2 separate regions of the Homo sapiens genome follow, and region 1 is linked to region 2. A link is an interaction called in ENCODE POLR2A ChIA-PET data of the cell type or tissue named here. Cell type or tissue: Panc1. All regions are shown on one strand. Links, peaks and the distances in the headings refer to the core of each region. The heading gives the core; the rest is flanking DNA.

Region 1 (16,646 bases), core at 6,552-11,551, 1.1 Mb before region 2:
ATTTCTCTCTGCATCAGATAATCTAAAATGATAGTGGAAACAAACTAAATGGCAGTGATCATTTTAAAGTGCATTGTATATCTAGTTTAATTTTTCTAACATGGCACTATCTTTAAGATTATAGATTATACTTTAAAAAATGATTTCAGGGGAAGAAACGTGGCTATTCAAAGCATCATATCTTAAGTTCACTCTAAATGTGACTATTGCATATAATAATAAAGACTGCACCTAGACATTTAGCTTTGAGACTTCAACTCAACACTTCCTGTCTCTGGTGTTTAGAATAAATTGCAAATGTGCATTACCTTGTGTACATTCTTTTTTTCTCTTCCTGCCAACAGATGGATTCTCCCTTCTGTTCCTAGATACAAGAGATGTCATCAGCTGTTATGGGGAAAGACAGTTCCTAAATTCAGATCTTAAAGGAGAAAATCCTTTTACTTCACCTTTAGTAAGGATTTCATTTGTAAATGTTCCCGTCAATTGAAACATACTGAGGAAGACAATGACTGAACACTGCCGCAAAACAATGTGGCAGAAGGAAATTAGGCAGTGGCAGAGGCTGGAAATGCTGAGATTTGCCATCTATGTAGACACATATGTTTCGAGATCATAAATCTCTCTCTCAATTTCGTCACTGGATAAAGGTCACCCACTTTTACATATTCCACCCAGCCCTCTTTCCATTTAAAAGGATGGAGCTCAATCCCAAAATGAATGAAAATGTCTTGAAATATGACTAAACTAAATTTCACAAAAGAAAGTAAATGCAAAATCATAAAACCCACTAAGAAAGAGAGAGAGATCAGGCTGGGCGTGGTGGCTCACACCTGTAATCCTAGCACTTTGGGAGGCCGAGGCAGGCAGATCACAAGGTCAGGAGATTGAGACCATTCTGGCCAACATGGTGAAACCCTGTCTCTACTAAAAATACAAAAATTAGCCGGGCGTGGTGGCATGCACCTGTAGTCCCAGCTACTCGGGAGGCTGAGGCAGGAAAATGGCCTGAACCCAGGAGGCAGAGTTTGCAGTGAGCCGAGATCGCGCCACTGCACTCCAGCCTGGGCGACAGAGAGATACTCCCTCTCAAAAAAAAAAAAAAAGAAAGAAATTTTATAGAAGTGACTTTATTTTTAATGTACAGTTTTGCCTTTATTTCCTATATTGTTTACTTGGCATTTAACTTGTGCTGGCCAGTTGTGTCTTGTTCTACAAGTAAGAATTTGGACGATATAAGAAACTGAGAGTGCCAGAAGTTACCATGTGTTTCGGCAAGGAAAATTTTAAAGATATAAATAAATACCATTTCACCGAGTAAACTATAAGAACTTTGGGGACAAATACATGTCTATTATTTTGTTATAACTTTAGTTCCGGCTGGGCACGGTGGCTCACACCTGTAATCCCAGCACTTTGGGAGGCTGAGGCGGGTGGATCACCTGAAGGTCAGGAGTTCGAGACCAGCCTGGCCAACATGGTGAAACCCTGTCTCTACTTAAAATATAAAAAATTAGCCGGGTGTGGTGGTGGGTGCCTGTATTCCTGGCTACTTGGGAGGCTGAGGCAGGAGAATCTCTTGAACCTAGGCGGCGGAGGTTGCAGTAAGCCGAGATCAGGCCATCACACTCCAGCCCAGGGAACAAGAGTGAAACTTCATCTCAAAAAAAAACAAATAAATAATAAACCTTTAGTTCCAAGCACAATGACTTATAGAATACAAAAACTTAACTATTTAATTATGAGGAAATTGATAAGGAAGTATTTATATGTGTGGGTTCGGAGGACATTTCATTTGTAATGTATATTTATTATTATTCTCTCTAATAAGATTTTATCACCAGACAGGATTTTGGAAAATATCGTTCACTCAAACAACATGAATGAGGAAGGAATCCTGGCAGGTTTGAAATACTTGGATTCTGTAGATTTCTTTAAAAAAAAATAGCAAAAATATGTATGCCTATAATCACTTTAGAGTAAAATGTTTAAAAAAATGCACACAAGTAAGAGAATGGCCTTTATTTTTAAACATGTATTTTAGGTTTTAAGAATACATAAGCATATTCCATCTGTTGGGATGTATAGTTTGTTTGAGTTCTGCCATGGAGTTTGAAAATGGAGCAGTATTTTGCTCTCCTTTCTCCATTGGTTAATTTACTAGGTGACATTGGGCAAATCCATCGTCGTTCCTTTATGTCAACATCTTCACCTTCACTAATGCGTATTGGGAGCCAAGGATGTGGTAATCTATACCTTCAGATAGTGACAAAGAGCATAATAATCTTCAACAGAGGAGGAACTGTACTTTTTGTATTATTAGCAGCAATATATCATTGAGTATTTTTAGGCAGTTGGGGTGCATTTACTTCAGGTGGTTATTTGGGGGTTGTTCATTTATTTGTCTTCATCTTATGAGTTAACACTGCCAAAATTTACATGACTGAGGGGAATTGTTCTAGATCCAGTCTCTTACCTCATGTTCAATGCTCTTTTGTTCCCTTATAACATGACTTCAAGATTTCCATGGGGACACCTTAAGCCGCAGTCATAAATTTGGGAACTATGTCATTTTTTTTCTATGTAGGTCTCTTATCAATTTTCCATTAATAAAAATGAATTTAGAAGATAACCTATATCAATTTTCCATTAGTAAAAATGAATTTAGAAGATGAACCAAACAGAAAATTTAGAGGGCAGTATAGACTAATAAGGCTACAAAACAAATACTGCGTTAAGTTCTCAGCATTTCAGCTAGCTACAAAGCTCACTGTATAAAACATAACTTATATAGAACTTGTATTGTTCTTCCTCTCACTCCTATTTCCGCTTTTAAAAATAATTTTATACAATTGTGTTAGTTCTTTAAAAATAGCCTCAGATACCCTTATATTTTTCTTGTCTCTAAACCTCACTAACTCTAAAAATAAACTTACAAAACCACACACACAAAAATGGAAAACTCAAAAACATTCAAAGATGTAATTCAACAAGGACAGAATGATGCCTTGATCCCCTGAGACGGCTCTGCCTTAGCTGCAGTAGAAAAAGTTGTAAAGGCAAGAATGGTGGGGAACTGGAGGAAAATTAATTTTGCACCTGCGATGTCTTGGGCAGTTGGAGCTCAGTTTTATAGGATAAAGTAACATCAGTTGAATTACTTATAGTAGTGTCATTTCCCATGAAATTTTGGTTATAGTCCCCACTTCACTTGTATGGAAACCCATTAGGGCTATTTAGATATAACCACCCAAAGAACATTTTTCATTTTTACATTCAAACCTGGTCTACGTAGCTGAGACTGCATAATTTATTTCAGGTCATTTTTGATCCTCTGTGAAGTATGGAAGTGGTAGAGACTTTTGAGTCATGCATTTTGCGTGGCTGGTAGTGAGGGGAAATCACTCAATATGTGAATAAGCCCATTACAAACAGGACAGTGGCTAGAACTCAGGAGGGAAAAACAATCACTTACCCTTAAATCAGGACTATCAAGAGAGTAGAGCACTGAATCCTACAGTTTACACAGAAAAAACATTTTGAGAGTAAGAAGAAAAGGCTCTGTATGAGCATCCAGGTTAGCTTGGGGCCTAGGGTCACAAATTTATTCTTAAAAGTGAAAAATAGTAGGAAAAGAAATACTAAATGCAAACTTTCCTTACTTTATAATTTTGCCTTCAGGTAGCCTGAAGTAAAAAGATCCTTTGAGATAATTATGCACTTTGAGTATAGAAAATCTTAGTACAATATTTAATATATTCATGCTTTTTTTTTTTTTTCTTGAGACAGCGTCTTACTCTGTCACCCAGGCTGGAGTACACAGGGTCTTGCTGTATCACCCAGGATGAAGTGTAGTGGCATGATCACAGCTCACCGCATCCTCCCACCTCAGCCTCCTGAGTAGCTAGTACTACAGTTTTGTGCCATCACACCCGGCTATTTTCTTTCTTTTTTTTTTTTAAGAAATGGGCCTCACTTTGTTGCCCATACTGGTCTTGAATTCCTGGCTTCAAGGAATCCTCCTGTCTCAGCCTCCCAAAATGTTGGGATTATAAGCATGAGTCCCCACACTCAGCCAGTATTTAACTTATTCCTATTGGAAAACAAAACAAAACAACAACAACAACAACAAAAAGAAACAAAAAAACCTTGCTCCTTGAACACTTAGAACTATACTGTTCCTTAATATATGTTAAATTAATTTTAATGTATATCAAAATGTCTAGCCAAAAAATCCTCTAACTTATACATTTATTGCCTCTCTTTTTTATTCCATATCTGTTTATTCTAAGAGTTTGAATTTCAAATATTATGTGTACACTTAGTAGTAGATGTAACTGTTTTATAGTTTATTAACTTCACACTTACTTACTTTACGAAACAAAATTTGGTGAGATAGAAGGCACTTATTATTGGCTGCACAATAGGATTGAACAACCAGTCACCTTATATTAAGCTAAATCCCTGGTCAGTATCAGAGCTCCTCACTTATGTCCACACGAACAATGTGATATGGCAGGCTTTGCCAATAATAAAACTCACAAACAGATATTACAAATTTTTTTGAGCATGATCTACAATGGCTACTTCAGAGAACTTGACAATCAAAATGTATTTAGTACTTAGGCCCAGATTTTGCCTAGATTATACAGGCAGTTAAGACCTCACTTTCAGTCCTAAAGGTAAAGATTGCACAATTGTGAAAGTTTGGCATCCATCAGGGCACCTTCAGGGAACAAATGGGGTGAAGCCAAATAGTCTGTGGTTGCGACCCAATTGTTTTCCTTCTTGAAGTTTCTCATACTAAATTTTTCCAAGTAATGATTCCAAGTTTTAGCAATTATTTGCTTACTTCACAGTGAAAAATCTTAAACTACAAGAAAAAGCATGCTTTATTTCCACCCCATCTCTATAAAAATGTTTACACTTACAGATTCAGTATTCATCTTGAACTTTCCATCATTGCTTCTGGCCTTGATGATACAGGGAAGGTTATTGTTAACCTCTCAATGCACAGATATAGTTTGAAGTTAAAAATTTTCTTAAACATATGCAAGAGAATTAAAGGTATTATTTCTTCTGATAAAAATCAAAGTTTCTTTTTTATGTAAGCAAGTGATAATTAAGAGTGATAACATTTCTGAGTGCCTATATCATACGTTTAAAAGTAATATTTGGCTGAGTGCTGTGGCTCACGCCTGTAATCCCAACACTTTGGGAGGCAGAGAAGCAGGTGGATCATTTGAGGTCCGCAGTTCAAGACCAACCTGGCCAAAATGGTGAAACCCCGTCTCTACTAAAAATACAAAAATTAGCCGGGCGTGGTGGCCCTCATCTGTAATCCCAGCTACTCGAGAGGGTGAGGCAAGGAGAATCAATTGAACCTGGGAGGTGGAGGTTGCAGTGAGCCGAGATCGCGCCACTGCACTCCAGCTTGGGCAACAGAGCTAGACTCCATCTCAAAATAAATAAATAAACAAATAAAATAAATAAAGGTAATATTTTAAATTTCCTAAACTTGATTCAAGAATAAAACATTTCATTCTTACTAGATTCTCCTAAAACAAAAACACAAGTGTATTTGTTAGATCATTTTCATTACCCCATTGCATAATTTAGTAAATTGCATTTAAAGAGTTAGGTGACTGTATGAGTTCCTCAAAGTTGAATGGGTTATTTAGTTTTAGTTCCCAGAATCCCCAAGATGTAGAAGGCATTTATAGCTAATCTCAAAATAAAACAAAATTTCAACATCATCTCTTATTTAGAATACTGTTTTCTGAATTGTCAACAATAAACTAAGTAACATTAAATAAAGTAAGCTTAATTTTAGATCAGTAATTGTAAAGGGTTAATACAGTTGCAAGTACTTTTAAGGCAGGTAACATGGATTATGTTAAGTTGACTAAGAGATAAATAATTTGATATTTTAGTCATGGTTCTTCACTAAATCCAACAGTGATCTAAGTCTTTGAAAAGTAAAGGAAGGTTGAATCAACTGAAATATGTTGATAATCATTTTAGTAATGGATATTAAATTAGGTTACATATGTGTGTGTATATATATGTATATATAAGTGTATATATATAGTATATATATATTGCCCCAAAGATTCTTTATAATTATATAATAAAGTTATTAGATCATGTATTTGTTTCCTATTGTCATTGTACCAGATTATTACAAGTTCAGTGAATTCAAAGAATGCAAATACTTTAACTTACAGTTCTGGGGGTTAGAAGTCCTAAATGGGTCTCACAGGGCTCCAATCAAGGTGTGGACAAGGCTGCATTCCTTCTGGAGGCTCCAGAGGGAAATTCCTTGTCTTGACTTTCCCAGCTTCTAGGGGCTGCCCATATTCTTTGGCACCATCTTGAAAACCAGCATTGGCATCGCTCCTAACTTTTCTTCTATTGTCACATCTGCCCTTCCTCCTCTGACTCTTCTGCTTCCTTTTTAGATTTATAATACCTTTTTGATTATATTGGGCCCACCAGGGGCCCAATCCAAGCCCCCCCCCGACCAATTTTGATAATCCAGGATCACCCCCTGTCCATTTTAAGATCCATAACTTAATCACAGCATGTGATGCTTTGCCTTACATGGAAAAGCATCCCCTTTGCCATGTAAGGCAACAGAGTCACAGATTCTGGGGACTAGCACATGGACATCTTTAGGGGTCATTATCTGGCCTACCACCGACTGGCTGTATTGCAGGTGACTAAGGTCCTACAAGGTAGAAACATATGTAGAAAATTATGCTGGAATTGAAATAAAATGCTTGAGGGTAGAAATGCTTCCACTGAGGCCTGGGCAAAAAGGTTTAGAGTGTGATCAGTATGTAGTTTATATGATCTTTCTTTTGAGCAAGGATTTTAGCAAGGGAGGGAGACCTCATGTAAGTCTCCACCTCCACAGGTGATTTTCTCCTTCCTATATGGGGATCAAATGCTTGCAGGTTCATCAAAGCTCAAGCAACATCCTTTTATGCCATCTGGATGATTCAGAAATATAACTAAACTATTTATAACTCATTTTTATATTCCTTAATCCAATGAGTATTTAGATGTCATATATTAAACAATGTACATCTATCTACTGCTTGCATTTCTGTCAAAATGGGATTTTTTTCACAAATGCTTTAAATATTTTATAGCCAATTGCCATTTTCACCCTAAGTTGAAAAACTAAAAGGAAATATTAGAGATGCCAGTGCAACATAAATGAGTCATCTGAATGTAAAATCATCACAATAAGATTATGAACAAAAAATATTTTATCAATAACAATTTTGATAAATATAACATTCTAGTAACCTTTGACATATCACTTCATCCTGGAAATTTTGACCTTTGACTGTGTCTCCTTCTCACCCAAGGAAAGGGAAAGAAAGAAAGGTTTGCACATTTGCCATTGCCTATTGTGATTCAAAGGCATTTGGAACAATAGCAAGTTAAGAGAGCTGCTACTTGGTGATGGCCTGTCCTATTGACCTTGAATGATCACCGTGGGGTCTTTTTCTCGAGCTATCCTAAAGGGTAAATCAGAGTTTATCAGGCTCATTAATCCAGGCTTCCACTGGGGCCTGGGCAAAAAGGTTTAGAATGTGATCAGTATGCAGCTTTCGTGACCTTTCTTTTGAGCAAGGGAGGGAGACCTCATGTAAGTCTGCACATCCGCAGGAGGTGGCTTTCTCCTTCCTATATGGGGATGAAAAGAATGATACCGAAGTCAATTCAGCAGAGAGAGTGACAAGGTCACTGTGACTGTATTCCCATGCCAGCTGTTCTCAATACAGCCTGAGTGGGTGCACCTTTAATTTTCTGATCTTCAATCTCTTTAGTGTGGATGTATTTTTATTAATAATTATGCTGGATATCTTCATCACTTTTCCTATAAAGTAGTCTTGATACGTAGTCAAAGAGGAAGGATTGGCATTGGATGATTAGGTAATGTCTTTAATTCACCGGGGCTATCTTTATTTTCATATTTACCACTTTTATTGAGACATACGATACAAAAATGGAGTAGGGAAATCCAAGTCTTGTTTGGGTACAGTTGAGGGTCAGGTGTGTAGAACAAAACCAAGTTTTTTTTCTGCATCTTTATTTCCATCTGTCTCTGATGCTGCCATACCTCAAAAGGACAAATTCTTATTTCTGGTGAAGGAGAGTCCAAAGACGTGGAATATATTAGAAATAAAAATCCCCTGGATGAGGGGCAAATCTAAGACAAAGCCAACTGTTTTCTTTATGTACTGTAAATGCTTCATTAAAACATAAAGTAGGAGAAATCAAATGATTGTATCACATATGAAGCCTTGGAACTTCTGTGAATCTTGTCAACATTTAGCATCAGCTAGGACAAATAAAAAATGTCAAGGTTTTGTATCATTTAAATTTAGGCTTTATTCTACTAAGGAGGAATGATTTCTATGGTCAGGCTGACCTTCTGATGATTACACAGGTATCTGTAAGAGATGTATAAGCGAGTGTTGCTGAGTCTCTCCATATTATGCTCACTTTAACAAGAGTGTTTTTAAAGGAGCTCACATGATTTGGGGCAAACCAACAGGGCCTTATTGTACAGATATGAATAAGCTACAACTGCTGAATGCTATCATATTTGCTTTTTAGTTAAATATGCACACAGACACAAACACACAACCTAATTTTGGAGCATTTGGGGTAATTTCTAAATAATTATAAGATTGAGTGCTCTATTTATTATTAACGCTGAATTATATTCAATAACGGTAATAAAATTCAGAGTGCCATTCTTATTTTGTAAGAATTAACAGTCTAGAGAAGAATTTAAAAAGCTTGTACATTCTGATTTGTCTCATATGTAATAAATGTATGGAAAAAGCTGTATTGGAAAGCTGTAATGAATGAGCTACTCAGGCCTGTGCAACCTGTTTAATCCACTCTCCCATCACAGCAATAGACTCAGGTATTGGTGCATGGCCAAGGTCATTGAAAGGTAAGAGGCAGTAGTGTGTGGATGAACCAGCTATAGAGTGAAAGAGTGAGGGTGGGGCACAGAGTGGGGAAGCCCCGATTTGTTGAGTTTGCTGGTTTCCCAAGGAGAAGATATTTCCACTGGGGTGATTTCAAGCTACCAAATTGACATCACTGAAAATGAAGTTTTCTTTATGGTCCTCCAAATCTGTTGGTCAGTATCATGCCCTGAGGAATAAAATGTGCTTTTCTCTTAGGCTATTATATTAGCCTATTATTCAAAACACTTTTGACTGGGCGTGGTGGCTCAAGCCTGTAATCCTAACACTTTGGGAGGCTGAGGTGGGTGGATCACCTGAGGTCAGGAGTTCAAGAGCAGCCTGGCCAACATGGTGAAACCCCATCTCTACTAAAAATACAAAAAATTAGCCAGGCATGGTGGCAGGTGCCTGTAGTTCCAGCTACTTGGGAGGCCGAGGCAGGAGAATCGTTTGAACCCGGGAGGCAGAGGTTGCAGTGAGCCCAGATCACGCCATTGCACTCCAGCCTGGGCAACGAGAGGAAGAGTCCGTCTCAAAAAACAACAACAATAACAACAAAAAACACTTTCTGCCCATGCATAAGCTTCTAAGTGAAATATCCCTACTCACCACCCCTGAAGACATAGCTTGCACAAAATAATAAATACAAAAAATTAGGCAGAAATGGATATTGACCAACAGTAGTCAATGTACTAGCTGTAAAGAAATTATAATAAAATAAGCTAGGCCGGTACCACTCACTTTCTCCGGGATTTTAATTGAGAAGTACAGAGAAAATCAAGCCATTAGTAGTCATTGCTGAAGGTCAAAAGAGGCACAGAGAGAGAAGCTATGAAGTCGTGTAGGGGCTTTAAGGTGGAGAATATGGCAAACTAAAGCTAAAATATATAGAAACTCAGGGAAAAAAGACATTAAGATACAGAGTCTCATTTACTCTGAGAGATATGGATAAGAACTGGCTCCTAGACCTTCTTTGATTCCCATCAACACTCTTATTCCAGATTTGGATCACATATATTCTTAAGAGAAGCTCTCTTTTTATTAAGGCCACTTGAGTTAGAATCTTTTTAATTATAAAAAGACTTTGGGTAAACATTTAAGTAAACAAAAAGACTTCAAGTAAAACAAATTTGTACCAGGAATTGGGCTTAAGCTAGTGGAAATGGTGGGGTAATTGGAATTACTTAGGCCATTATAATGGCTTTGCTTCTGGAATGAAATTCTGATATTTCATGCTATATGTTGCAGCTAATAAAGTTATATTCTGTGCTTTCTGGAGAAGGGGAGCATCATGACTTTCTTCACTGTAAAAAAAAAAATGTTAGGCGGCAAGTTAATCCTCTTAAAATTACTCATCCCCTTAAATATCCTACCATCTCAAAATAAATGACATTTTAGTACCAGCCATGAGAACCATATGTTACAAGGTAATGAACTATTCCAGAAAATGAAATATATGTTTAGGACAAGAGCAAGTGAATGGTACATGGCATCAGGTACAGAAATAAAGGTTTGTGTCCCATTTTTCCCTTTTGCAAAAGTTGGTTGTTATAACAGTTCTAGTTATTTCCCACTATTGTATATCAATTGTTTAGCAATGTTTGTTTACTTTACAGATTGCAAAGAGGAGATAAATAAAAACCCAATATACTTTAATGGTACTATTTAAAATAACAGCTAGTTTTCTATGTGACAAATATTCTTCTAAGCACTTTAGATACATAGATTCACTTAATCCTCTCAAAAATCTAAAAAAGGTAGTTGAGGAACATACCCATTTTACAGACTAGGAGACCGAGGAATAAAGAAGTTAAGGTAATTTCCCTGATATTATATATTGGAGCCAACTTTCATAGCCAGACAGCCTAGCTTCAGACCAATAGTTTTTTGGGTTTTTTTTTGTTTTTTTTGTTTTTTTTGTTTTTTTTTTGAGACGGAGTCTCGGTCTGTAGCCCAGGCTGGAGTGCAGTGGCACGATCTCAGCTCACTGCAATCTCCGCCTCCCTGGTTCACGCCATTCTTCTGCCTCAGTCTCCCGAGTAGTTGGGACTACAGGCGCCCGCCACTACGCCCGGCTAATTTTTTTGTATTTTTTTTTTTAGTAGAGACGGGGTTTCACCGTGTTAGCCAGGATGGTCTTGATCTCCTGACCTCGTGATCTGCCCGCGTCAGCCTCCCAAAGTGCTGGGATTACAGGTGTGAGCCACCGCCAGACCAATAGTCTTGACCATTGCCCAGTGGATTCCAATATCATTAAATAGTCTTTGATGTGGCCTTTTGTCATTTCTTCTGGAGGCACTAGATGGAGTTGACACAAAAGCATCCTATTCTTAAGGTATCAATGTATTTACAATGCATGTGATAGATGGAATGTGTCAGATGGGGACAACTTTTGAATTGGATGAATGGGATGTAGGGAGTTTGCTTTACTAATTAGCAAGAGTTAAGCTCTATTAGATATGTTTCATACCTTGTTCACCATGGCTACGTTCCTTACCAGGAAAAACTGCTTCATAATAATTTTAGTGCACAGGTTTCCACCTCCTTAGTGATTCCCACCTAGGCCAAGAATGAGACACTGGACTCAAAGGCAGCCAATCCAAAAGCTGATGAGAAAACTGTGATATGGCCTGGCTTACAAAAGATGAGCTCAGCAAGTGAGATTCTCTTGAAAATCAGAACTAGGAAATTCTAAGAGCCTGAGTCATTTAGCAGGAGGAACCAAAGTTAAATGTTGTAGAAATCAGCCTGGAAACATGATGATGGGCTTTGCCAAAGTTATGAGGTAACAGAAACTATGAGTAAGCAGAGCCATTAGGTAGAAAAAAAAAATTAAGTACAAAGTAAGGAAACTATTTTTTTCGTTGGACATTAAAAGCAGGCCTGGGGGAATATTTGAATCACATCATACACAGCCGACTGTACAATGAAGACCCCCAAAGTATTGCTGTTGAGGTCTCTAGGAGTATTATGAGTCTAGGAAGGCCTTTCTCTTAGAGACTCTAATCGAAGGTGGCCATGTCACTAGATCCTGTTTACTTGGGGTTTTTTCCCCTTGTAAACAAAAGCTTCTTCCTAAGACATTAAAGATATGTTCAGAATTATTCAGAACCCACTTTTCTTGTCTTTTGTAGCTTCTAGTAACTATTCTTTCATAGCTCCTCCAAGGCACGGGTTAGTAACTCACCTTTGGAGTTAGTCAGTGACAACTTGGGCACCTCTTAGAATGGCACCATCACGTGACAGTCTTTAAAGAAGTATCTTTTGTTATCCAATACTTTCAACGTGTCTGGACTTCAGAAGACGAAAGTGAGTTGCATTATAATAATTAGCTGCAGGAATAGTATAGAAAGGTGTCTCTTGCAAGAACTAGAACTTAGATATGGAATCAAAAGGAGAAACAAGCTTGCAAGAATCCATGGAAAAACTAGACAAATATTTGGACTGATTTTAATCATTTCCTTCGTTCCAACTTCTCCACAATAAATTAAATAATTAAACAGAATCATTCATTTATTTATCAAAAATAAGGCAACTGAGAGCTTATTTTTGTTAACATTTTATCATGTTACATACTAAGTTCTTTTTTCACCCTGACTATTCTCTCCTTAGGAAGCTACACCTAGGCCATTCTCTCCAGATATTTGTTTTTTTTACTTCTAGCTAGTACCTATGGCTAGACAAGTAGATAGCAAGTTGTCTGTGGCGTTCCTTTGGAGTTACCTTACTAATTGTGTCTAACCATATTACCTGATTTTTTTCTTCTATTTTGAAGTTTGTGATTAACAGTGACCTAGCTTAGGAAGATGTAAGTTAGGCATAATAATAATAATATAATGTGGTTTGAAATTTGCAAAATAATTTTAAATCAAGTATTTTGTTTTCTATTGTGATAACTAATTTCTGAAATGACATGGCATTTATTACTATTTCCTTTTCGGGTGTATTGATAAGAATGGTTTCCACTGTAATTGACAGAAACCTAAACACAAAGTGGGCAAAACAATAAAGGAGCTATTGGACGACTGAAAATGATCTGGCTTTAGGCATTTCGATTGGGATGCTACATCTCTCACTCTGGAATTCTCTGGTTCCATCCTCTTCCATGTTTTGGCTTCCCATGAAGGTGACTTTTCCATTTGGCAGCAAAAGGTTGCAGCAGTCACAGGCCTCTTATCTGCTAACCTAACTATCTGCTCATCCGACCACTTGCTTGACCTGACCAAGGGGCTTTTCTTTCCCCAACTATGGCACTGAAGTCCTAGGCCTCTATCTGACCAGACCAACTTAGGTCAAGTGGGCAGTCCGGAAAGAGTTATCCAAATGCCAAGCACTGAGCAGTTTAGGCCTGGGTTAAGTGTTTGTCACTGAGCCAGTCATTGTGAATATGGAATTGGTTTGAGCTGAGTGGATGAGGCCAATTGCCCCTGGAGATGCAGCAGGGGAATGTGATCCCATCCTAATTGCATGGCTGGTACCTGCGACAGTATGCTGAGATGGCTACTTCCAAAAGATATACTATGACAGGTGAGCAGGCAACCAAAAGTGTGGACTCCTGAGAATATGATTTGGATTTCTGCTTTCTACTCTATTTATTTGACTCATAAAAGTGAGAATACTACTAATACTTTTCTCTCAAAAAGGGAATGATGAATCTCTGCCATGTAATTTGGTAAACTACTATGTTATGAGCTAAAAGGCAATTTCATTAGCTTACTATGGTTGATGTTGTGTCTATTATTAGTTAAATTATTTTTTAGAACTTAAAGATAGTCCGGGCATGGTGGCTCACGCCTGTAATCCCAGCTCTTTGGGAGGCTGAGGTGGCTGGATCACCTGAGGTCAGGAGTTCAAGACCAGCCTGACCACCATGGTGAAATCCCGTCTTTACTAAAAACAGAAAATTAGCTGGGTGGGGTGACGGGCACCTCTAATCCCAGCTACTTGGGAGGCTGAGGCAGGAGAATCGCTTGAACCCAGGAGGCGGAGGTTGCAGTGAGCTGAGACTGCAGCATTGCACTCCAGCCTGGGCGACAAGAGTGAAACTACTTCTAAAGAAAAAAAAAATACAGAAATAAGTCAGACATTTAATAAGAACTCTCGTTTCTTATAAGTAAATCAAATGCTTGTGTAGATATTCAATTTCACCAGAATTTTCCAGTGTGTTTTGTAACATGGTATAGAAATCTGAAATGGCTATTACTAAGATATAGATAATCCTGTCATCAAAATATTTGGGAAATGTTAAATTAGACAAGAGTAAATCGGTGTCCTTGCAATAAGATTCTCAGAATCTTTAACATGCCAATATTAAATGTGAATCTTTAAGAGAGAGTCATATTATTGCTGAATTTGTCATATAAATTTCATCATAAAATCATTTAGTGGGGATAAAACATTAGAAAAGTAATTCTTAACTGAAGGTAATTTTTTCTCCAGGGGGCACTTGGCAATGTCTGGATGCCTTTGTTTCTTGCCACAAATGGGTAGGTGTTATTGACCTCTAGTAGCAGGATGCTAAACATCCTACAATGCACAGGACAGGCCCTATACAACCAAGAATTACCCAGCCAAAAATATCAAGAGTACCACAGTTGAGAAAACCTGTTTGAATTAATGTGATATGAAATTAACTCTGCGAAACACCGATTTAGACAGCTGATGCCAGATTTCCTACTTCTAAAGAATAGCGTAATCATCTGCTTTTCCAATGGCTCACCATTCACTTGGCCTTTATTCAACATGAGGATAGACACCTTAGTATTTGAAGTGTACCAAAGCAAAGCAAGGCTAAATCCTAAAATATGTCCAAAATATGCCTAACAGGGTTACTATAATAAACTATGTTTATTAAAAACGATTAAAACCTTTATTATTACGCTAAAACCTTCATTCATCTACTATCGTACATTTTATATGAAATCAGTCAAATTATCCTTCTCAAATAGCAGCAACTACATACTAATACCTTACATTTTGAAAACCACTGTATCCTTTCCACACAACTTTCATACCTCCATTCTGATTCCCTATATCTTCATCACATCCTTGAGGCATAGACTGATAAGATAAAATTACATAGGTTTTGAAAGAGGAATATTTTAATGTTTAGTACAATTTGATTCTATTCTGACAATCTCATAGAATAATTCAAATAGGAAGTTTCCATTAGTCTTGTAAACGTCTGTTCAATAAAGTCAATTGCTCTGTGTGAGACTTTATATTTAATAAATATTAAAACATATTTAAGAGTAAATACTTGATTTTAAAACAAAGTTTTCTAGGATTTAATCTATTAGATTAAAATAATAAAAAATTGAGACACAAAAAGTTGACTACATTCAACTATTAAGAGGAATTTAATCAGAATTGAAACTTGCTAATAGCTGTATGTGAGTGGATATCCTTAAGATGTACTGATACCATAAGATTACAATGAGTTTGTGATTATTTGGCCATTCTCTGCCTTGCTTGTTTGGGAAATTCCAGTTTTAACATAGACATAAACCTAAAGCTTTAAAGACAGACAAGCAAACACCACCGCAAATAAACAGAACAAAACCCTGTGGCATCTCTTAGATATTGTCCTCAACCTTCCAAAGTCAAATCACACAGAGAAACTGAGGTAACAGAAACATTGTTACACATGAGGCAGCCGAAACCCAGAGGACCTGACAGACTTAACTGTCAGAGTCAGGTGTGAAACAGCTCTGCTGATTCTTAGTCACAGCTCTTTCCACAAATATATTGTTTTAATTATGAAATTCCTAGAGCACAAGACTGATCTAGCTGGAGAAATCTTAAAGGAGGCTGTTAATCTTTGCCTCCCCACATTGCAAAGTAGAAGGGTAAATACATGTCCAACGAGATCATTAATCACTCTCATTTATTTCTTTTCTTTTTCTTCTTTTTTTTTTAAATAGAATTATATGAGTAGCAGGAAGAGTAGGTCAAGTGAGGTAACAGGTCTAATTAGGAAGCAGGGTATTGGCAGGGCACATCCCAGGACTGTAGTGGAAATTCCCTAACATTGTAATTTAGTCAGGCAAAGATATCTGGCTGAAACTTATGTAATTTGCGGTATCCAGCTTTTGTTTGCTAACCTGAAAGGACAACAGTGACATAATGTTATTTTCCTCACCTAAGTATCACTTGACTTTTTAAAGCTCCTGTAGACTGGTTAGCTCAGTCTCAAGGGACAAGGAGAGGCAATCCCCTTGATTTATTTTAATTAACCTGGTTCCCTTACCTATTTATAAGTTTACCTATTTATGAAGATATGTGTATATACATATACATATACACTCACATATATTTTTATATTTCTATCTACATTCCATTAAAGGAGAGAAATGTAAACTTATAAAGCAGCATGATAAGTTTCATTTATAATTAATATTTTAACATACTTTTCTTTAATACCTGGACATCTCTTCAAATGATGTCCTTCTAAATTTAAATCAGTGGACCTAATTGTTAATCTGGCAAGGGCATAATAGGTATTCCATTTTTCCTGTGTTTTTGCAATTTGGAGACACATTAGTTTTATTAGTGTATACATTGTGATCATCTTTTTCTCTGGCTCCCATTCCATATGACTCAATCTTCTGATGGTCCTCAAAGAAATTAAGTCAACCAATTACC
Region 2 (16,646 bases), core at 5,894-10,893:
TACCCAGTAGGCCCAACCTTTTCCACTTAACAGGCTTACACTGCAGACACACGTTTGCTTAATTGGCCACACAAGTCAAGACGCTGATGAAAATTATTTCTTGACCCCACCAACGATTCATAGAGAAGATAACATCAATGTTACAAATTTCTAGGGCCTACTGTTCATTTTGATCCTAAACTGCTCATGCCAGGCTCTATCTCTGTTTTTGTTTTAAAGTATTCTCAGATTGGTGGCTACAGCCTTCCCATCAATAGTCACATCCTTCCCTTCGTGAAATAATTTTCTCCTAGTTTGCTTCTAGATGTTACTACCAGTTTGAATCTTCACCCTTATTCATTCCTTCTCCTGATACTTCAGTACCACAAGCCATCTTCCATAAAATCCAGCACTCCTTGTTGCTACACAACAGGCCAAAGAATGACTTTATTCATGAATAAGTTCCAAACTCTTCTTGTATAAACATTGGTTTAAAAAACAAAAACTGGCCGGGCACAGTGGCTCACACCTGTAATCTCAGCACTTTGGGAGGCCGAGGCAGGCAGACCACGAAGTTAGGAGTTTGAGACCAGCCTGGCCAATATGGTGAAACCCCGTCTCTGCTAAAAACACAAAAATCAGCCAGGCATGGTGGCACGTGCGTATAATCCCAGCCACTCGGGAGGCTGAGGCAGGAGAATCGCTTGAACCCAGGAGATGAGGTTGCAGTGAGCTGAGATTGCACCACTGCACTCCAGCCTGGGCAACAGGGCAAGACTCTGTCTCAAAACAACAACAACAAAAAACTGGCCGGGTGCAGTGGTTCACACCTGTAATCCTAGCATTTTGAGAGGCTGAGGCAGGGGGATCACCTGAGGTCAGGAGTTCGAAACCAGCCTGCCCAACATGGTAAAACCACATCTCTACTAAAAATACAAAAAATTAGCCAGGCATGGTGGCGGTCGCCTGTAATCCCAGCTACTCGGAGGCTGGGGCAGGAGAATCGCTTGAACCCGGGAGGCAGAGGTTGCAGTGAGCCGAGATCGCGCCATTGCACTCCAGCCTGGGCGACGAGAGTGAAACGCCATCTCAAAAAAAAAACAAAAACAAAAAACCCTGTGTAAATCTTGAAGCAATTTGAGCCATTCCTTCCCAACACAAAGTTTATATATGATAAGAATTGGAGTATTCAAATCACACTGTGCCATGGCCACAAACTAGGAGGAGAAACAAAAGAATCTTTTTTTCCCTCTTTCTTTCTCTCTCTCCCCCTCCTCTTTACAAACACCTCTAAATGCCCTTGACTGTAACTACATTTTTGAAAAGCATATGCCCGTTCGCAGGAGGTAAAAGAGTACATTACACCATGAATGTTTATTTTTAAAACTCAGCATTTTTTCAGGGCTGAAAATCTATTCAGAAATCCCTTCCTCCTTAGGCTACCAAGCTTTATTCAGCAAGGGGGCCAACAACTGCTGATATTTCAAGAAATCTAATCTCTTAATGACTAGTGTCAGAGAAAGGAGAAGGCCTGTGAAAGAGTCATCCTTGAAAGACGCTTCATCTCAGGTACATGTGAACCCATCAATGCAGGCACAGTGTCGGGACTGCCACCAGCACCGCCCCAGCTTTCCGGGATCTGTCTGCCCCGGGTGTTCTGTCCCAGAAGATGAACTGTCCCTTCCACCACACACTCAAATTTTACACTCCCAAATCCTCCATCACAGTAAAGATCCTCCGTTTCCAAGGATAAAACCTCAGCTTCTGGGTGCTCCAAACACAGCAAGTCAGTCTAGTGTCTGCTGATGACTAAGGTGAAAATGGAGAGCTGCCGAGTGAGGAGGAGCTCGAGGTGGACAGGGCCACAAGCTGAGGACTACAAGAAGGTTTGAGTATGGGGTTAGATTTTGTCAATGATTACAAATGTGAAACACTAAATGGGGGAAGGAGGGCAACCTGGAGAGAGAGAATACTTTGTGCAAAGTAAAAACTGAAAACTAATACATTGTGTGCAAGAGATCGCAAACCAAGTCACTTGGCTTTAGCAGAGATTCTCAAGAACAATGGCACTGGCCAAGAGTATAATAAAATAGAGGGGAGGACAAGGTTTAGGGAGATGTTCATTTATCCATTAACCCATTAATTATGTCTTGAGCATCAACTCTGCACATGCTGCAGTTCTAAGATGCTACAGAAAAAAAATGAGAAAAAAACAGAATCTTCTTTTTCAAAGGGAATCTAGCACTCAGATAAAGAACTGATTCAAGGCCGGGTGTGGTGGCTCACGCCTGTAATCCCAGCACTTTGGGAGGTTGAGGCGGGTGGGTCACTTGAGGTCAGGAGTTCCAGACCTGCCTGGCCAACATGGAGAAACCTTGTCTCTACTAAAAATACAAAAATTGGCCAGGCATGATGGCGGGTGCTTGTAATCCCAGTTACTCAGAAGGCTTAGGCGGGAGACTCACTTGAACCCAGGAGGTGGAGGCTGCAGTGAGCCGAGATAGCGCTGTTGTACTCCAGCCTGGGTGACAGAGCAAGACTCTGTCTCAAAAAAAAAAAAAAGAATTGATTCAAAAAATATTCTGAACATAAATTATATCATCGTAATTTCTTCTGAAAAACCACAATAGAGTTTTTCAATTCTTTAAGTTAGAAAATCTGATCAAATGTAGGTGGATTGAGGAAATCTCCTCCCTCCCCACTGAAGCTCTTTATCTCGTTACTGGCAAGTTAGGTATTGCATGAGAAAGATGTGAATGGAAACATCAAGACCCACTTGGTAGAAAAGAAATAGATTTTTTTGCTCTTTTCTGTGTGTTTATGAACAATTACTTTCCTTAAAAATTAAGTATAGCAGCCAGGCATGGTGGCTCATGCCTGTAATCCCAGGATTTGGGGAGGCCAAGACAGGTGAACCACCTGAAGTCAGGAATTGGAGACCAGCCTGCCCAACATGGTGAAACCCCGTCTCTACGAAAAATACAAAAATTAGCCGGGCGCCTGTAATCCCAGCTACTCAGGAGGCTGAGGCAGGAGAATCACTTGAACCAGGCAGGCCAAGGTTGCAGTGAGCCGAGAACGCACCATTGCACTCCAGCCTGGGTGACAAGAGCTAAACTCTGTCACACACACACACACACACACACACACACACACACACACAAATTAAGTATAGCTCAACAAACAGCTCAGACACAAGGTGCACTACTAGAGGGTTGCCCTTCAGCCTCAGGAAGCCAGGACAGATTGAGCATTGTTCTCTGCCTTACCGGAGTATGCAGACCCAACCAAAACCATGCCAACGCTGGAGTCCATCATTAAGTCCGACCTGGGGAAAAGTCTTAAGGAAAGAAAAGGTTCAAGGACTGGAGAGAGAATGAGCAGGGAAGGCAGCGAGGTTTTCCTGCTGGAAAACAAGCACATATAGCCCTCTTGGGTGTTGTTTTTATTTTTATGTTACAATGGATTTTTTTTTTTTTTTGAGACGGAGTCTCGCTCTGTTGCCCGGGCTGGAGTGCAGTGGCGCGATCTCGGCTCGCGCCCAGCCACAATGGATTATTTTTCTTCCAGAAATGTCCTCTGCTTTTGGCAAGTAAATCACTTAGATAGGATATAAGAAGGATGAAGGTGACTGGAATCAAAGAAGTCAGTGTATTGCCCATCCCTGTCTAGTTGGTAGCAGTGCGAAAGCCAATGAGGTAACACCCCACACAGTGCAGATGCCCAATGTGTCCCTGTCCCTCGCTCTCACTCGTTCAACAGGGCTATTCATGTAGAAAGCAGGACTTACGGCCAGGCACAGTGTCTCACACCTGTAATCCCAGCACTTTGGGAGGCCAAGGCGATGGATCACGAGGTCAGGAGTTCGAGACCAGCCTGGCCAACATGGTGAAACTTGTCTCTACTAAAGATACAAAAAAAATTAGCCAGGCGTGGTGGCGGGCGCCTGTAATCCCAGCTACTTAGGAGGTTGCAGTGAGCCGAGATCAGGCCACTGCACTCCAGCCTGGGCAACAGGACAAGACTCCGTCTCAAAAAAAAAAAAAAAAAGCAGGACTTATGCCTGGACCTATTGTTTGGCTTGAGGTTTAAGGGAAAAGATCACATAGCACCATCATCTCATTTCACAAGAAGTCACTGAAGTCAGAGAGGTTAAAACGACTTGCCCAAGACAGACGATGGCAAGGCCAAATTTTGTATGGGGAATGGTCTCTGAGGTCTTCCTCCAGTGGGACAGGTCAGCTCTAAGATCGACAAGTTCAGTCAGGTGGGACTTACCCGGATGGCATTCAGAGTGGAGAATTTACAATTGCCCTATGCAGCATTCCCATTGTACAGACGAGGCAACGAAGGTACAGAAAGGTTAAGTGATTCACAAGGACAAGGGCTGAACTTTGGAAGTTTGACCTTAGAGTGTGAACTTGGGTCACAGTGTTTTCATCATAGATTCTCTAAGCTCTATTTCGACACGAGAATCAGTAGTGATAAAGGAAGCTCCTTGTTGGTCTTAAAAGGTCTCCTGCTCATTTTACATTGTCATTTCAAATAGATAGTATTACACCTACACACACACACACACACACACACACACACAATGTATACTATATCATGTTTATTTGCCACAATCTACAGAACAGAGGCAGAGTGACTCTCCAAAACTCACTCCCCAAATGAGCTACTTTTGTTAGGTTTCAGCGGATGGTTTGCTATGCTATTCATCTAGTTAGTAATTCAGTGTTCCTACAATTCACTTTTAGGTATAAAGTACTGCATATTCTACCCAGAATATCTTCATTCAGCCCCAGACATTCACTGACTATCCAATAACAAAGAATACTTTGGAAATAACTGATATGTTCAAGAGTAACAAGTGATGGTCACTGTTACAGAATTTTGAACTTATAAAGCATGACACAAAATGAAAGACATCAGAAATAGGCAATAATTTCAGATATTTATTGACTTGCACCCTGGAAAGGATTTAGGGATAGAGTAGGAGATGGAGGGAAATACCAAGACAGAACAGGAAGAAAATAAGAAATGCAAATATAGGCAAGAAACAGAAATATATAAATGACATATTATATGCTATCCCACCACATGTTACAAATTGAGAAAGCATAAAAACTCTGGAGACTGTTTTCCCCCTAACCTTTGAAAACTGGGCAAACAGGAAAAAGGGGAGAGATGTCTATCCAGCATAAGATTCTAATTTCTAATATGTGTGCCTTTAGAATCAAAAAAAAAAAAAAAAAAAAAAAAGGCCAGGCGCGGTGGCTCACACCTGTAATCTCAGCACTGTGGGAGGCCAAGGCAGGTGGATCACAAGGTCAGGAGTTCAAGACCAGCCTGGCCAAAATGGTGAAACCTCGCCTCTACTAAATATACAAAAATTAGCCGGGCGTGGTGGCGGGCACCTGTAATCCCAGCTACTCGGGAGGCTGAGGCAGGAGAATCGCTTGAACCTGGGAGGTGGAGGTTACGGTGAGCTGATATCGTGCCACTGCACTCCAGCCTGGGTTACAGAGTGAGATTCCATCAAAAAAAAAAAAAAAAAAGCCGGGGAGGAGGATTGTCTGAGCCAGGCAGTTGAGGCTGCAATGAGCTGTGATTGTGCCACCGCACTCCAGCCTGGGTGACAGAGTGAGACTCTGTCTCAGAAACAAACAAACAAAAAAAAGTGGAGGCAGCAAGGGAAAGTTAAATAGTTTTCATTTCATTTCTATTATGTAGCACATAAAAGGTGGATCCAGGGCTAAAATGCACCAGTACCTAAAGGATCTACTCAATTCACCAACCTGGGTAGTGCCACTTCTAGTTCAAAGGTTCTCCCAATCAAGATATGGAAGAAACATGTCCCTCTGTACTATGTGTCAAGCACAGTTTCATCATTTCAGACTGCAAATGTTTGAGCCAACAACTGAGCATCACTGCTGAAAAGTTCTTTCTAGGCAGCACCTTTTTTGGTAAGAAAAATCTCAGCAGTTCGTAAGTGACTTTAACTTGCCATACTGTATTTTAAAGACGTATCTGAACAATTAAAAACACTGTATTGCAAATTGAAATTTCTCTTGCCTAGTTGCAAATTTTATTGCCACAAATGGGGTCCCTAAGAAGCACTGTCAACTTTATTGGCGACTTGTTGCTCCCTGATTGTGAGTCATCCTCAATAAAGTAATTCAGGGATCATCTCCTCAGTGGAGGAAAAAGGAACACGGGCAGAAACAACACAATGGGGTGAGAGGAAAATCCCAGAAGGAAAAAAACCAGAAACATAATATGAGCAGGGTAAAAGAGTATGTCCTTTAAGTCAAAGAAAAAGAATCACTGAGCAATGCAGTGAGAGATTTACTTATTTATTTATTAATTTTTATTTATGTATTTACTTATTTATTTTTTAAGACAGGGTCTCTCTGGCGCCCAGGCTGGAGTGCAATAGTGTGAGCACGGCTCGCTGCAGCCTCAACCTCCTGGACTCAAGCAATGTTCCCACCTCAGCCTCCTGAGTAGGTGGAACTAGAGGCACGTGCCACCAGGCTCAACTAATTTTAATGTTTTTTTCTTTTATTTTCTTTTTTGAGATGGAGTTTCACTCTTGTTGCCCAGGCTAGAGTGCAATGGCATGATCTCAGCTCACTGCAACCTCTGCCTCCTGGGTTCAAGCAATTCTCCTGCCTCAGCCTCCCGAGTAGCTGGGATGACAGGCATATACCACCATGCCATGAGAATTTTGTATTTTTAGTAGAGACGGGGTTTCTCCATGTTGGTCAGGCTGGTCTTGAACTCCTGACCTCAGGTCATCTTCCCGCCTTGGCCTCCCAAAATGCTGGCTGGGATTACAGGCGTGAGCCACTGTGCCTGGCCATTTTAAAAGTTTTAATAGAGACAAGGTCTCACTATGTTGCCCAGGCTGGTCCAGAACTCCTGGGCTCAAGCCATCCTCCTACCTCAGCCTCTAAAGTGCTGAAACTACAGGTGTGAGCCCCTGCACCCAGCAAAATAATTATTTAAAAAGGAGAAGATGAAGGAGACTACCACAGTAGGCAAGAAATGCCCTGTTCTCTAAGTAGAGCTCTCTGGGAGGAAACCCACAGCTCCCAGGCTGGCCCCAAGTGGGGTGAGGTATACATAAAATTGAAAGCCTTCCAAATATGAACAGACCTAAAACAAGAATAACTTTTTGAAGTTTTGTAATTCCTATATTAATATGAACCACGTCACAAAAATAGGTAGAACAGAGAGGAAGATATCCTTATTAAAGTATTTTAATAAAGGTTAGATGTTCTAATTATAAAAGATTTGCTTGCTCATTGTGGAAAACTGAGGAAAGAGAATGTAAAAAGAAAACAATTTTAAATGCTCATAATCTGGCGTGGCAGCTCACGCCTGTAGTCCCAGCACTTCGGGAGGCCAAGGCGGGTGGATCACTTGAGGTCAGGAGTTTGAGACCAGCCTGGCCAATATGGTGAAATCCTGTCTGTACTAAAAATACAAAAATTAGCCGGGTGTGGTGGTGGGCACCTGTAATCCCAGCTACTCAGGAGGCTGAGGCAGGAGAATCACTTGAACCCAGGAGGCAGAGGCTGCAGTGAGCTGAGATCGCACCACTGCACTCCAGCCTGGGTGACAGAGCAAGATTCTGTCCCCCAAAAAATTAAAAATAAAAGTAACTGTTCATAATCCATATTCAACTACTATAAACTCTCTGGCATGGTTCCTTCTAAACACTCGACAGTGTACTTTTGCATAGATAATATTGCACATGCAGTCTTGTATTTTCCTTTTACATTTTCAAATGTAAATTAAATTTAAATTTAAATGTAAAACACTGCCTAAACAGTTGTAATGTTGAATATTATTTTCTCATGCACTTTCATGTATATAATTATTTCTCCATTAGATGATAGGAATGTTGCCTCCCCCCATTTAAAAATCTTTTTGTATATAGATTTCATGTGTCAATGATAAAAGAACAGAAATAGGTAAATCTTTTGTGATATACAAGATGTACATTACTAAAAAAGAAATGTGAAATATAAAAATGGGACCCAATCATTTCAGTAAGTTTTATTACTAATATTAATCATGTTAATAGATAATTAACGTTAACTTTGACCCTTTAAATTCTGTGTTTTATATTCTCATGGATCCCAGACTGCATCATGCCTTTAATAGTGCTCTTTAGAGAGAATGATTTTTCTTTCTAAAACACATCTAAGTATGCTTTGTTGAGTAGTTTCACTGTAAAAGCAAATACAAGTGGGAGGATAAAAAGAAAAACAATTTCAAAGGAAGGAAGGAGAGAAGGAAGAGAAAAGAAAGGAGGAAGAAATTTCGTTAACCATATTCTAAGGCCTATACCACCATTAGTAAACTGTAGATATATTTTAATTCATTTCTCATACTTCTCCTTGAAAAGCATATCTTCCCATGTTAAGCGGAACAAGAACTCAAGTTCAGATTTAATAGAGTGCAGAGGGGAAGGCTGAGAGTGGGTGCAAGAGTTCACGAAAAAAGCTGGAGAGAGGATGGAGGGCCAAGCATCCAGTTTATGAGAGAGGAAAGGGGCTGCAGGATCACGCTCCTTTTGTAACATCCCCCTGCGTTTCTGGTCCTCAACTCCAAGTCTGCAGGGTGCGACCAGCCCCAGAGCCAGCAGAGCTGAGATAGACACCCCTCCTGGTTTAGCTCTGCTGCGCACACCATCCCAAGACCTGTGGGGTCAGGCCATGCGGGCAGCTCAGCAGCCACAAGGTCATGGCTGGGTTTGGCATGAAATGCTCACACTCGGAGTGAAAATAGGCCTCTGAAGAAGGATGAAGCAACAGCCAAGAAAGAACCACTTTGCAAACAGACTTCCGAGGAGAATGAGCCTCTTGAAATCCTCTGTGCAAAAGTTCACACCATAAAACAGCTGCTGCTTAATGTCTCCGGCTTCTAATGAGCCCCGAGCTCCCGGTTTGCACAGAACTTCCTGGCGAATGGTGTCCAAGGTCCTTTGCTCTTCCCCGCGCCGTTCAATCCCGTAAGTGCTCTTGGTCAAAAACTAGGTCATAAACTTATCCACTGAGAAGCGTTTACTGTTGTTTCAAATGGCGTATTCTGTTCAAGAGGTTATGATAACAAAAGAAGAGCAGCAAACAGGCTTTCAAGTTGGGGCATGTGGTTGCCAGGTTAAAAAACTGGCTCCTTACCTTATCTTAGTTCAGCTCTTTTAGATTCAAACTACTGGACTCTGGCCATTTTCTGGACTGATACAAATCATTTCTAGAATGACTAGATCAAATTTTATTTACTCTGTTTCCAGCTTTGAACTAACAGTTCCAAGCCAAAAAAAAAAAAAAAAGTTGCTGTTTCAGAAAGTATTGGCAAGATTCTCCCACTACCAAAGTTTACAGCATGGTTATACCCTGCCCCAGGAAGAAGGATGTGGCGGGATGGGGGTAAGGGAGGGAGAGAAATGGAGGAGGGCAGCTGTTTGTTCAATAAACTGCAGCAGAAAACCGCCCACATCCCATACTGTTTCTTCCACACCCCCAGCAGAGAAGCAGGAGGTGGCAGCATGAGAAGTCATTCCTCCAAGGCGAATCGTGCTGGCTGGCTGGCTTTCTGCACTCCCACATAACTGACCACGGTCCTTTCTGATTCACCCATGGAGCACAAGGACAGAAGCCAAAGGGTTTGTCTCTGCTTCCTGGGATGTTGATTCCTGCCCTGATGGAGCCCAGGAGATTTACGCCTCCTCCCCACCCATCCTCACCCTCACGTCCAACTACCCCACCCTCCTTCCCCAGTGTTTCTGAGCTCTAAGGCACACAGGGCTGCATTACAAAAGTACTCAACTAAAAGGTGTATATTTTGCATCCCACACCTTCCAAGAATATGCTGAAACTCCTCTCCACAAAAAGACACAGCTGTGGTCAACAGTCCCTAGGCTCCCCAAAACAGCATGTCCTCCACACTCAGCAACCAGGCCTCTGCTTTCTCTTCTGGAGTGGGAAGGAAGGAAAGGAATATGAGAAGGCAGGGTAGAAGAGCTGTAGCCCACCCCTACTCAGCCGGCTGGAAAGCTCCAATTTGTTAACCTAGAAAACCCTGGGGCATTGCAATCAAAGAGTGGCTCCACCCAAGCAAATAACTCGGATTATTTTTTTCCCTACTAGTGGGCAAGAAGAGAAAAGGGAAAATAAGGACAAATGTGTTCAAAACAGAAATACTGCATAACACTAACTTGGCTTTGGGCAAGGACCAGATTATAGGCCCAACACCTCCATTTCTGTCCAAGTGGAAAGAGAAACTACAGGGTGCAACCTTAATCCAGCTGCATGAACTCTGTTGCCCAGAGACTCTGCCAGCCCAAGAAGATCAACATAACCCCAAATTGCTCCTCAGTCCCCAGCTGGCCTTTTTTTTTTTAGACAGTTTCACTCTTGTTGCCCAGGCTGGTGTGCAATGGCATGATCTTGGCTTATTGCAACCTCCACCTCCCAGAATCCCAGATTCAAGCTATTCTCCAGCCTCAGCCTCCCAAATAGCTGGGATTACAGGCATGCACCACCATGCCCAGATAATTTTGTATTTTTAGTAGAGATGGGGTTTCACCATGTTGGTCAGTCTGGTCTCGAACTCCTGACCTCAGGTGATCCGCCTGCCTTGGCCTCCCAAAGTGCTGGGATTACAGGTGTGAACTAGGCATGTGGCCTAGTTCTTCAGGGTTTTTAAAGTTCTTTTTGGTAAACTGATTCTTTGTAATATACTGGTCTTAATTATAATTACCGTGGAAAGATCATTTAGCTTCAAAACTCAATGTGAGGTGGTTCTGTGTTAGAGTAGACTCTGCATGTGCATGAATTTTTCTCCTAAAAAGCCTCTCAACCCTTTCTCAAATGACTAAACTGTGACCAAAGAATGGGAACTGATATTGATGTCACAGTTCGGTTAATTGTTAAAAATAAATAAATCCAGGTTTTAGGTAATAAAACCTAAGACCAATAATTCATCTAAGACCAATGCTACAACATGTTGTCCTTTGCCAACTCTAAACGGGAAATACAAGCTGGCACAAGATGGGCACTAATCAAAGTCCTTACGTATCTCTAAACACAGGTTCAATATGACCTAACTCACATTAATTGCCTTGAAGGCTCATCTGAATTCCATGATTTAAATTTAAAAAAAAAAAAAAAAGTTGAATTGTTTTGAAAGGCGTAGAATGCCAAAAGTTGTTTACAGTTTTCGTCAGGTAAAAAGATATAACTGGCCAGGCGTGGTGGCTCACGCCTGTAATCCCACCACTTTGGGAGGCTGAGGCAGGTGGATCATCTGAGGTCAGGAGTTCAAGATCAGCCTGTCCAATATGATGAAACCCCATCTCTACTAAAAATACAAGAATTAGCTGGACGTGGTGGCATGCTCCTATCATCCCAGCTACTCAGGAGGCTGAAACAGGAGAATCACTTGAACCCAGGAGACAGAGGTTGCAGTGAGCCGAGATTGCACCACTGCACTCCAGGTGCAACTCCTGAGCAACAAGAGTGAAACTCCATCTAAAAAAAAGTTTTTTTAAAAAGGCCGGGCACAGTGGCTCACGCCTGTAATCCCAGCACTCTGGGAGGCCAAGGCGGGCGGATCACCCAAGGTTGAGAGTTCGCGACCAGCCTGACCAACATGTAGAAACCCCGTCTCTACTAAAAAATACAAAATTAGCCGGGCGTGGTGGCGTATGCCTGTAATCCCAGCTACTCGGGAGGCTGAGGCAGGAGAATCGCTTGAACCCGGGAGGCAGAGGTTTCAGTGAGCTGAGAACGTGCCATTACACTCCAGCCTGGGCAACAAGAGCGAAACTCCGTCTAAAAAAATTATATAAATATATATATATATATATAACATAGCCATCGTTAGTATAAAAATTGTACTTTTTATTTTAATTTTTTTCAGACTGAGTTTCACTCTTATTGCCCAGGCTGGAGTGCAATGGCACGATCTCGGCTCACTGCAACCTCCGCCTCCCGGGTTATAGCAATTCTCCTGCCTCAGCCTCCCGAGTAGCTGGGATTACAGGTATGTGCCACTACGCCAGGCTAATTTTGTATTTTTAGTAGAGACAGGGTTTCTCCATGTTGGTCAGGCTGGTCTCGAACTCCCGACCTCGGGTGATCTGCCCGTCTCGGCCTCCCAAAGTGCTGGGATTGTAGGCGTGAGCCACCGCGCCTGGCCAAAAATTGTACTTTTTTTGTTGGGGGACAGAGTCTCACTCTGTCTCCCGGGCTAGAGGACAGTAGCGCGATCTCAGGTCACTGCAAGCTCCACCTCTAACCAAGTTGTGGGAAACAGGAAATGTATTGACATTAATTGCCTTGTAGGCCCATCTGAATTCTTTGAGATTCCTCTCTTCCCCTCCCTGCTCTTGGCTTGCTCAGTGTTCTTTTACCTCCATCGTCACTGTGTAAGGAATTATTGGCAACTAGGCAAGAATGTCTATGAGCCTAATTTGAACTCTGCTGTCTTTCCGCAAAGAAACCAGAATCTGAAACTCTTACATCTCAGTGAGCCCCCAGAACAACCAGGAAAAATGAACTCCCAAAGGGGGAAAAATACCCATAGATTCAAAAAGAGATGAGTATACGGTGTGTTTCCAGGTCTAGCTCCACATGGCCTTTATACGCCAAGTACCACGGGATTAATGCTTGGAATGCTCAACATTGGTTATGCATAGGATTAGATTTATAAATATAAATGAGTAATACTTTCAGCTTATCTTTTCTAAAAAGTACTGACATAGCTGTAACAGCCTTAGCCACCAATAAGAAACTGCCTGTTAAAGTGAATATTCTTGCTAGTTTAAAATAGTAGCTCACTCTGCCTGACAAAACCATTTACAACATCTATAATATCTACGTATTCAAACTGCCACAATCATATAATTCATCAACTGAGAATTACCACATATTCTACCAGCATGCGGAGAACCTTTTAAGTATCTGGAAGGACCTAATGAAATGTACATCCTAACCCCAGAAAAGATGTAACTTCTTCTATGAACAATGTTCCACTCAAAATACTTTGAGAGGGGCTGGGCACAGTGGCTCACGCCTGTAATCCCAGCACTTTGGGAGGCTGAGGCAGGGGGGATCAACTGAGGTTAGGAGTTCGAGACCAGGCTGGCCAACACAGTGAAACTCCATCTTTACTAAAAATACAAACATATTAGCCAGGCGTGGTGGCACGTATCTGTAATCCCAGCTACTTGGGACGCTGAGGCAGGAGAATCACTTGAACCTGGCAAGTGGAGGCTGCAGTGAGCTGAGGTTGTACCACTGCACTCCAGCCTGGATGACAAGAGCAAAACTCTGTCTCAAAAAAAACAAAACAAACAAACAAACAAAAAACAACTTTGGAAGGGAAAAATAAAATGAAACACAAGTTCTACAGACACAAAGTTAAATGTGATCATTCAAGGTCCACCCGGCACATGTTCCTTGTATGTGCCATGCTTTTGGTTGGCCATGGCTCACAGTTATCTAAGAATTTACTATATTCAAATGTAGTTTTATGTTTGCCCAAAAAGTACAGCTACGTGTTTTCACTTTCCAGATATACGGCTGTCCTCCACTCCCTTGGGCTTCTCACATGACGAACTTGAAAATAAGTTTCTATGAGACCAACTTGTCCACATCTCTGGGCCTGTTCAGTCAGAGACAGATGTGTAGTGCTCTACAAGAATGGCTACCAAGGCCGGGCGCGGTGGCTCACGCCTGTAATCCCAGCACTTTAGGAGGCCGAGGTGAGCAGATCACCTGAGGTCAGGAGTTCAAGACCAGCCTGGCCAATATAGTGAAACCTCATCTCTACTAAAAATACAAAAAAAAAATTAGCTGGGCATGGTAGCAGGCACCTATAGTCCCAGCTACTTGGGAGACTGAGGCAGGAGAATCACTTGAACCCAGGAGGTTGCAGTGGGCCAAGATCACGCCACTGCACTCCAGCCTGGGCAACACAGTGAGACTCTGTCTCAAAAAAAAAAAAAAATAGCTACCAAAAAAATTTAAAGATTGCTGAGCATGGTAGCACACACTGGTAATCCCAGCTACTCAGGAGGCTGAGGAGGGAAGATCACTTGAGGCCAGAAGGTCAAGGTTGTAGAGTGCCATAATCACACCCGTGAATAGGCACTGCACTCCAGCCTGGGCAACCTAGTGAGACTCCATCTCTCACACACACACACACACACACACACACACACACACAAAGCTAACGGTCTCTAAATTTAAGAAGACACAGAAACAGGTCTGGGCACAGTGGCTCACACCTGTAATCCCAGCACTCTGGGAAGCCGAGGCGGGTGGATCACAAGGTTAGGAGATCGAGACCATCCTGGCTAACACGGTGAAACCCCGTCTCTACTAAAATACAAAAAAAAATTAGCCACACATGGTGGCAGGAGCCTGTAGTCCCAGCTACTCGGGAGGCTGAGGCAGGAGAATGGCGTGAACCCAGGAGGTGGAGCTTGCAGTGAGCCGAGATCGCGCCACTGCACTCCAGCCTGGACAACAGAGCGAGACTCCATCTCAAAAAAAAAAAAAAAAGAAGACACAGAAACAAACATGATTGGAGGAATCTAGGGGGAGAGGCAGAAATGAATGAATATTGGCTTACTAGATCTCCTTTTAACCAAACTCATTAGATTCTCAGGCATAAATGTTGCTTTTTAAAAACCGTGTCAAGGTACATCATGGAACAGCATGTCTCCTATTCCTACCATTTCAGATAAAGTCTGGTCACTCTTTAACTTCTCTACTTGACCAGAATATGTGCTTAGCTCTTAACATTAAAATTAGGAAATCTTAATATTGGCCTATGATATCTCCTCATGTTAAAAAATAAAATAAAAGGAGAATAATCGTACATGAACCAAAAATGCTTACGCTGTAAGAAATACTACCAGGAAATGACAAATTTTAAATCCTTTATAATGTGATTATGGCTACTAGCATGAAAAGGGATTATTCATAACTGAAATAGAAAATTAAGGAGCAAAACTCTTGGTAAGACAAAATACAAACCAGGCTGGCAGCATTTCCCTACCTGAAGAGCACTCATCAGTCATTCTGACTGTCTTGTGATAATGCTTCAGCAAACCCACCAGTGAAATGAGCTTGTTGCCAATTCCTATGAATTTAAAACAGGACAGATATGTCACACTATGCAAAACATGGCATCATGTGATCAGAAAGACATTTAATAATCTGAAGCAGAACAATAAATGTCAGCAAATCCTTTGGAACTCAGTGCTTCTGAGATAGACCCTTTAGGATGTTCCTGAAATAGATTTTATGCACTCAATCAATTTTTGTTTCTTCTGTAGTTTCCATTTGCAAAGGGACCTGGGATGTGCAGATGACATGTGAGTGACATCATGCTTGGACATGACACTAAGGGGAGAAAAGACACATGCAACAGAGAAAAATGCAGCAATGCCTTTTCCAGGGCTTTCCTAGAGAGACCGCCACTGACTGCACCACGTCAAAATGAAAGCTTTTCCCAATGGGAACTTTTATTACTGTTCCTATTAAGAGAACAGAAGGAAAAAAAAAGCAACTTTCTGGTTTTCACAGGAAAAGAATGATTTCCAAATTATGATTTTTGAGAGGGAAAGACTTATTCATGGTAAACATGAAACACATGGTGTTCTCAGAGGGTTTCTGTCCACCCTACACAGTAATATCTCTCATATGAAAGGAACAATTATTAATAGTTAAACACAATACCCCTTAGAATGCACTATATATTTCTGTTTAAAGCCTGAGGTCCCAGAGAGCCTTTAAATAATGATTCCAAAGTGAACTTCCTGCTTCTCACTCTGGAGCAAACAGAGTAGCCACATCCCACATGCTACAAAATGCAGTTGGGTGGACTCAGCTATCAACAGGATATTTGCCCACTGGACCCATTTTCAGAATGTGAAAAGAGAAATTTCAGCCAACTGGGAAGGCCAGTGGCCTCATTAGGAAATACGGGACCTATTCAACCATTGTGGGTTGTTTCCAGTTTTTTATTTGCCCTTGTTGGTGTTTTGCTTTGCTGTTTCATCAGGGTGTGGATCTCAGTGGCTCTTAATCCCAGATGTACAGGAGAATCATCTGGGAGGTTAAAGACAACACCCTTCAATGGGCCACCAGGAGGTTATAATTTGCATCTAGAGTTGAGAACCACTATCCTACCCCCATCTGACTCCAGCCTCACCAATCCAGCCTCCAACTTTCAGCATTGCACTGTATCATTTAGGCTTCTGATGAGAACTGTCAAGCAAAGCTGTCTTTCTTCCTCTTTCTTCACTTTAGAGATTTCCAAGAGGCCCTCAAGAGAGTATCAGTCCATTTTCCATGCAGTGCCAAGGATGCTCTATATTGCTATGTGCAGGCTGTTCCTAAGAATACAGGACGTTCCAGGCCGTATGGGATACGCAGCTCACTCCCACAGGGTCCCTGACTCTCCACCCCACCCCCACCGCTATTCTCATGTATGTCACAGGCTTGTCTTGAGGGAAGGCATGGGATAGAATATCTCAGGAGGTCCTATCCAATTTCCTAGCAATCTGTAACACAGGAAAGAGCGCCCTGCAGTCTGTCACTATGATACAAATGCTTCTCACAAATACCTCAACCATT

Evidence for each region. Peaks named below come from ENCODE experiments on the same cell type or tissue, not always from the same donor. Only the 100,000 strongest peaks of a DNase experiment are listed, where the experiment ranks them.
Region 1: POLR2A ChIA-PET joins it to region 2 with 10 read pairs; 2 of 35 experiments call an interaction of 5 or more read pairs at or near these places.

Annotation. Positions count from the first base shown.
Region 1 is chr6:22,887,729-22,904,374 of GRCh38, reverse strand. No RefSeq gene overlaps it. Among named protein-coding and RNA genes, the nearest start is that of LINC03005, 180 kb to the right of the region's middle. RefSeq lists an enhancer at 7,194-7,796. In Panc1, for the core only: no CTCF peak of the experiment used is centred there; no DNase peak of the experiment used is centred there.
Region 2 is chr6:21,801,158-21,817,803 of GRCh38, reverse strand. It overlaps CASC15 (cancer susceptibility 15), which reads right to left. Exons shown (of 12, transcript NR_015410.2): 4 at 15,064-15,147. Among named protein-coding and RNA genes, the nearest start is that of CASC15, 140 kb to the right of the region's middle. In Panc1, for the core only: no CTCF peak of the experiment used is centred there; no DNase peak of the experiment used is centred there; H3K4me3 peaks cover 1,368 bases; H3K27ac peaks cover 5,000 bases.